Regions from separate parts of the Homo sapiens genome. Here region 2 is linked to region 1. A link is an interaction called in ENCODE POLR2A ChIA-PET data of the cell type or tissue named here. Cell type or tissue: PC-3. All regions are shown on one strand. Links, peaks and the distances in the headings refer to the core of each region. The heading gives the core; the rest is flanking DNA.

Evidence for each region. Peaks named below come from ENCODE experiments on the same cell type or tissue, not always from the same donor. Only the 100,000 strongest peaks of a DNase experiment are listed, where the experiment ranks them.
Region 2: POLR2A ChIA-PET joins it to region 1 with 10 read pairs; 2 of 35 experiments call an interaction of 5 or more read pairs at or near these places.

What each region holds. Positions count from the first base shown.
Region 1 is chr3:5,020,695-5,023,618 of GRCh38, reverse strand. No RefSeq gene overlaps it. Among named protein-coding and RNA genes, the nearest start is that of BHLHE40-AS1, 42 kb to the right of the region's middle. RefSeq lists enhancers at 1-252, 1-899 and a cis regulatory region at 1,592-1,790. In PC-3, for the core only: a CTCF peak has its summit at 1,578; DNase peaks (open chromatin) are centred at 1,238 and 1,708; H3K4me3 peaks cover 669 bases; H3K27ac peaks cover 2,500 bases.
Region 2 is chr3:4,694,330-4,697,253 of GRCh38, reverse strand. ITPR1 (inositol 1,4,5-trisphosphate receptor type 1) reads right to left here. Exons shown (of 62, transcript NM_001378452.1): 34 at 1-107. Among named protein-coding and RNA genes, the nearest start is that of EGOT, 56 kb to the left of the region's middle. In PC-3, for the core only: no CTCF peak of the experiment used is centred there; a DNase peak (open chromatin) is centred at 1,113; H3K4me3 peaks cover 1,035 bases; H3K27ac peaks cover 2,096 bases.

The DNA.
Region 1 (2,924 bases), core at 173-2,672:
GAGGCTGGTATTCCCCTCAGGTATTCCAAGTGAGCAAGATATGGCTGGTAGAGGGGAGAATTGGGAGGTGAGTCACCGGTTTGGCAGGTGACGTCACCATGAGGTGACCGTCTGCGTGGTGTGCCTTCCAACTCCCACGTCTCCCATTTTCTCCACTCAGGGGCGGCCAGGTCACCAGCTGGCTCAGCTGGAAGTCTATCTGTTCTGGTGTGATGTTTAGTGAGAAACATTCCTCTTTATGACTCAGTGACTCAATATCCCAACAGATGGGTTCAGGAAGGCTCCAGCAGCTAAAGCCAACTCCGAGGTCGAAACCTGGATAGCCAAGGAGGAGATGAAAGACATAAACCCTTGGGAAGGGAGAGGAGAGAGCTCGTTTTCTGTTTGTTGGAATGCTAAATATCTAAGAAGTAATGGGATGATTTAGGATAATAATTATTATCCTAAGACAACTTAGGAGACTGGCACACGGAAGAGGATAGTAAATATTTATTGAATGAAATATTCATTGATTATTATTTCAGAGGTATTCAGCTGCAAGAACAATCCCAAACTATGAGTGAAAAACACAGATTCTCGGGCGGGCACAGTGCCTCACGCCTGTAATCCCAGCACTTTGGGAGGCCAAAGTGGGTGGGTCACTTGAGGTCAAGAGTTCGAGACCAGCCTGGCCAACATGGTGAAACCCTGTCTCTGCTAAAAATACAAAATTAGCCAGGTGTGGTGGCACAGGCCTGTAATCCCAGATACTCAGGAGGCTGAAGCAGGAGAATCGCTTGAACCCAGGAGGCAGAGGTTGCAGTGAGCCGAGATTGTGCCACTATACTCCAGCGTGGGTGACAAAAGGGAAACTCCATCTCAAAAAAAAAAAAAAGAAAAAGAAAAATGTATATTCTTACTTATGTCTCACCAACTCTAGTTTTCTCAAAGGGGCACCAGAAATGGAGCTTGATATATTTTCATGGAATTGACACAGGTTTGATACGGACAACTATGATACTGACACAAAGAATCATGATGTTTATGCAGGTAATGAGATCATTAACAAGTAGTAATGTGAAGGGATTGTCTTGGACATGTTTGTACACTCATCCAGCAATTGTTAGCAGAGGTACCATATCTATATAAGATGAAAGGAAATGAGAAAGAGAAAGTATTTGCTTTATTTGTTTTTCCTTTTTTCTCTTTAGGCTCTATACTGTTGAGTCAATCTGGGATGGTTTAAGGTACATGAGCCTCGGTATCAGGCAAGCCTCAAATTAGTCAGTGAGGACTCTTAGTTGCAAGACAGAAACTGGATTCAAATTAGCTACAGGGGGAAAAAAAAGATCCAGCTGATGGCTTCAGGCATAGCTGTTTCCAGGTGCCCAAATGCTAGTGTTAGAGATTTGTTGTTTTTTTAATCTTTCAGCTCTGCCTGCCTATAAGATGACAAGGAATTGTCCCAGTAGCTCTAGTCTTACCTTTTGTGAGCTTAACAACCTCATTAGAAAGAGATCTTTCTTCTCAACAAAAATATCAGGATTAACCCTGGCCAGCCTGGCTTGAGTCACATATTCCTCCCTAGACCTGGAGATGGTGTTAAAGCCATAAGATGATGTTTCCAGAATAAAAAGGAATGGTTGCTGGGCAGGCAAAAACAATGGGTGTCACTCCCTCTGTGCAAATGTATGCCTGTGGGAGAGAGGGTTTATAGTTTATGTGGCACTTTCCTGATTTGTCACTACCTAGTGAGTCAGTCTGATGTGGTGGAATACGAGCGCTCTGGACTCAACAGGCCTGAGTCAAAATGTCGGCTCTTCATTAGCTGTGTGGCCTTGGGCAACTTACTTAAAAGTAACCGTGCGGGTAACTAGCATGTTTTGAGCGCTCGGCATGTGCTAGGTGTTACATATATTAATCTCGTTACTCCACAGCTCTGCAAAAGAGTTATTTTCTCCTTCTTATAGATGAGGAAGCTGAAGATCAGACAGATTAAGTGACCTCCTCAAGGTCACTAAGCTAGCTAGGGACACTCCAACCCAGGGTGCTCTGACTCAAGGCAGCCTCTCTGACCTTCCCTCTCCATGCCTGAAAAATGGACATGACATGGAGAAGAAGAAAGTGGCAGAAGAGGAGGAAAAGGAAAAATACTGAAACAGTGAAACGCCCACAACATATTAGCTATGCAATCAATCTAGTTCCCTTCATCCGTTCTTCCACTCACTTCTTTTCTTACTTTCCTCCATCTTTTTCTTTCTTTGGGCACTTCAAAAGGTCCTAGCTTTCTCCTTCCTTCCTTCCCTTCCTTCCTTCTTTCTTTCCTTCCTTCCTTTTTTTCCTTCTCTTTCTTCCCCCCACCTGCCCTTTTTTTTTGGACAGGGACTCACTCCGTCATCCAGGCTGTAGTGCAGTGGCGCGATCTCAGCTCACTGCAACCTCCACTTCCCATGTTCAAGCGATTCTCCTGCCTCAGCCTCCCGAACAGCTGGGATTACAGGCGCCCTCCACCGTGACTGGCTAATTTTTGTATTTTTAGTAGAGACAGGGTTTCACCATGTTGGCCAGGCTGGTCTTGAACTCCTGACCTCAAATGATATGCCCGCCTCAGCCTCCCAAAGTGGTGGGATTACAGGCTTGAGCCACTGCACCCGGCCCATTTTTTCCCCCTCTTTTTGAAGTCCTTACCTGGTCCAAGGTGGTATTTCTGAATCATAACAGGATAAACACTGGGGCTCTAGTCATTTTTAAAGCACTCACCCTCATAAGCATGACTGCCACCCCTAGAGGAACCCCCGGCCATGGCCCCTACATCAGCACTCCGGCTTGACCAAGATCATGTTCTAGCTCACTGGGAAGGGGGAAACCAAGGTACTTGGGATTCCTCCCACTCCAATTCATGCCTCTGTACCCATCAGTCTCTGCGTGAAGTTTTCCTAATCTGT
Region 2 (2,924 bases), core at 1-2,500, 330 kb after region 1:
AAATTCTCAAACAATTTCCACATGTGATTGCTGGTATAAATCTCCTTCATTTCCACCTCTGTATCCACATAGCAGTGATTCAGGAAGTTAATGTATGCAATTTTAACCTGCAAGATAGAAAGAAGCTTTTCTGAAAAACCATCTTGGTGTGTATGGAACTCATTAGCTGCCTCAACTTCACAGCAAGGACCGATGAAAATGGTCATCCCATTCCCCACTGCCAAGTCTTACTTCTATGATTTTCTGATATTTGAAATTCACAATTATGAAATCCAAAACCATAAAGCTTTTGGAAGAGAATATTTTCATGATCTCAAGGTAAAGAATGAGGCAAAACCTCTGACCACAGAACAGGGACAAGTTTGACTATTTGAAATTAAGAATTTCTGTTCATAAAAAGGCACCATTCAAGAGGTAAATGGGCCCAAGTTGGGACAAGATATCTGCAAGGCGTGTAACAATGAAGAATGCCCCTAGATCTGTGCTTATATGATAGATACCCCCAGAGAAAAGGTAAGCAAAAAACCGGATCAGATATTTCTTAAAGGAATATCAAATGTCAAAAAAAAAAAAAAAAAAACACACGGCAAGGGGCTCAACTTCAATTAGGAAGCAAGGACGTAGAAATTAAAACCACTATGGTTAATGAAAACATGTGTCTATACAAAATCCTGTATACAAGTGTGCACAGTAGCATTATTCACAATAGTCAAAAAGCGGAAACAATCCAAATCACCATCAACTGACTGATGGACACACAAAACGTGGTGTATGTATAGAATAGAAAATTACTCAGCAACATAAAGGAACGAAGTGCTGATACATGCTACAACTTGTGTGAGCCTTGAGAAAAATCATGTAGGTGACAAAATCCAGTCATAAAAGACCACATGTGTATGATTCCATGAAATGTCTCAAATAGGCAAATCCATATATTCAGAAAGACAATCAGTTGCCTAGGATTAGGGGGGTTGGCAGGAAATGGGAAGTGACTGCTAATGGGCATGGGGTTTCTTTTTGGGGTGATGAAAATATTCAGTAACTAAATTGTGATGGTGATTGCACAACTCTGCAAATATATTAAAAACCACTCAATTGTACACTTTAAACAAGTGAATCATATCTGTAAACATCTCCATGAAGCTTCTAAAAATTAAGCTGGTATGCGATACTATCATACAACCATCAAATTGAAAAAAATAATAAAGGATCTGATGATAGCAAATGTTAGCAGGGTTGGGAGGAGGAATGGTAACTGGAGCAACCATGCTAAAAACAACTGGACTGTATCACATCAAATTGAAGAAATGCACCTCCTGTGATCCAGCACTTCCACTTCTGACTATCCACACACCCTGGACGGAAGTGTACACATGTGGGCCAGGATGTATGCACAATCCTAACAGCCAAAAGCTGGAAACAACTAAAATGAGCATCAGTAGAAGAATGAAAAACCTATCATGGTGCCACAATAGAAAGGAATGCTCCAAAGCAAAGGAAATGAACGCAGCTACATATCAGGGTGGATCAACCTTAACAACACAGAACTGAACTTAAAAAGGCATGGAATGATACACAGAAGAAGTCCAAAACCTCACAAAACTAAACTATATTGTTGAGGGATGTATACAGAAAAGCAACTGCAGGATTACATAAAAATCAGCTTGTGGTTACCCTCAGGAGACAGCCCTTGGGGGAGGTGAGGACAGGAAAGGGGAATGGGGGGAGGTTTTTGCATATTTCTTGACCTGGGTGGCAGTTACAAAGCTGTTCTCTTTATAATCGTTCTATCGTTCTTGCAGTATACAACTGAGTTTATGTACTTTTTTGCACTTCCGTTGTATTTCAAATAAAAAAGAGTAAAAAACAAACTAATGCTTGTTATAACACGACGCTTCTCTCATCCCTAATACTAGTTATAACTCTACCTTCTTTATCCATAACAAGTGAACTGTAAATTAAAACTATGTTGAAATGACCATTTTCACCTGCCAGATATATGAGAACCCAAAAGTGTGATAACATACTGTGGCCAAGACTGTGAAAAGAATGCAATCTCATTGCTTTCTTATTACAGCAATTAATTATTCATTATTATCTCATTACATCATAAATTAGTTCCACACTTACAAAGGGCCGTGACAGTACATCTATACAATGGCATTTTATGCAACTGTAAAAAAACATCTGGCATCTTTTTATGAATTGATATGAAAAGAAGTTACAGTGTTAAGGTACAGAATAGTATACCTAGAGTATCATCTTCTGCATTTACAAAAAGGGGGTGGGGAAGTAAAGTATATATACTGTATGCGTTTATGTGCAAAATTCTAGAAAAATACACAAGAACATAATAAATTATTTTCTGTAGGGTGGTGGGAAAACAGATTATAAGACTTTTCATGGTTTACCCCGTTACAGTCTTTGATATTTGAACTTTTCAAAGAGTATGGTCAGGTACTGACTAATGACATTTTGGTCAATGATGGGTCTCATACACAACAGTGACCCATAAGATTATAATACCCAATTTTTACTGGACCTTTTCCATGTTTACATACACAAATACAATTGTGTTATAATTGCCTTCGGTACTGAGACAGTCACATGTTGTGCATGTTTGTAGCCTGGAAGCAAGAGGCTGTACCATATAGCCGAGGTGTGTAGCAAGCTGTGCCATCTAGGTTTGTGTAAGTGCGCTGTATGATGTTTGCACAATGAGGAAATCACCGAAGAACGCATTTCTCAAAAGATATCCCCACCACTAAGCGACACATGACTGTTTTTAGCTTTTCAAAATAACCTAAAAACATTATATGATATATGTCATATATTTTAATGTAATATAAATGTGTACTACAAACTAATATTACACATTGTAAAACCTACAATACATACTTTATAATATACTTTATATATCATAA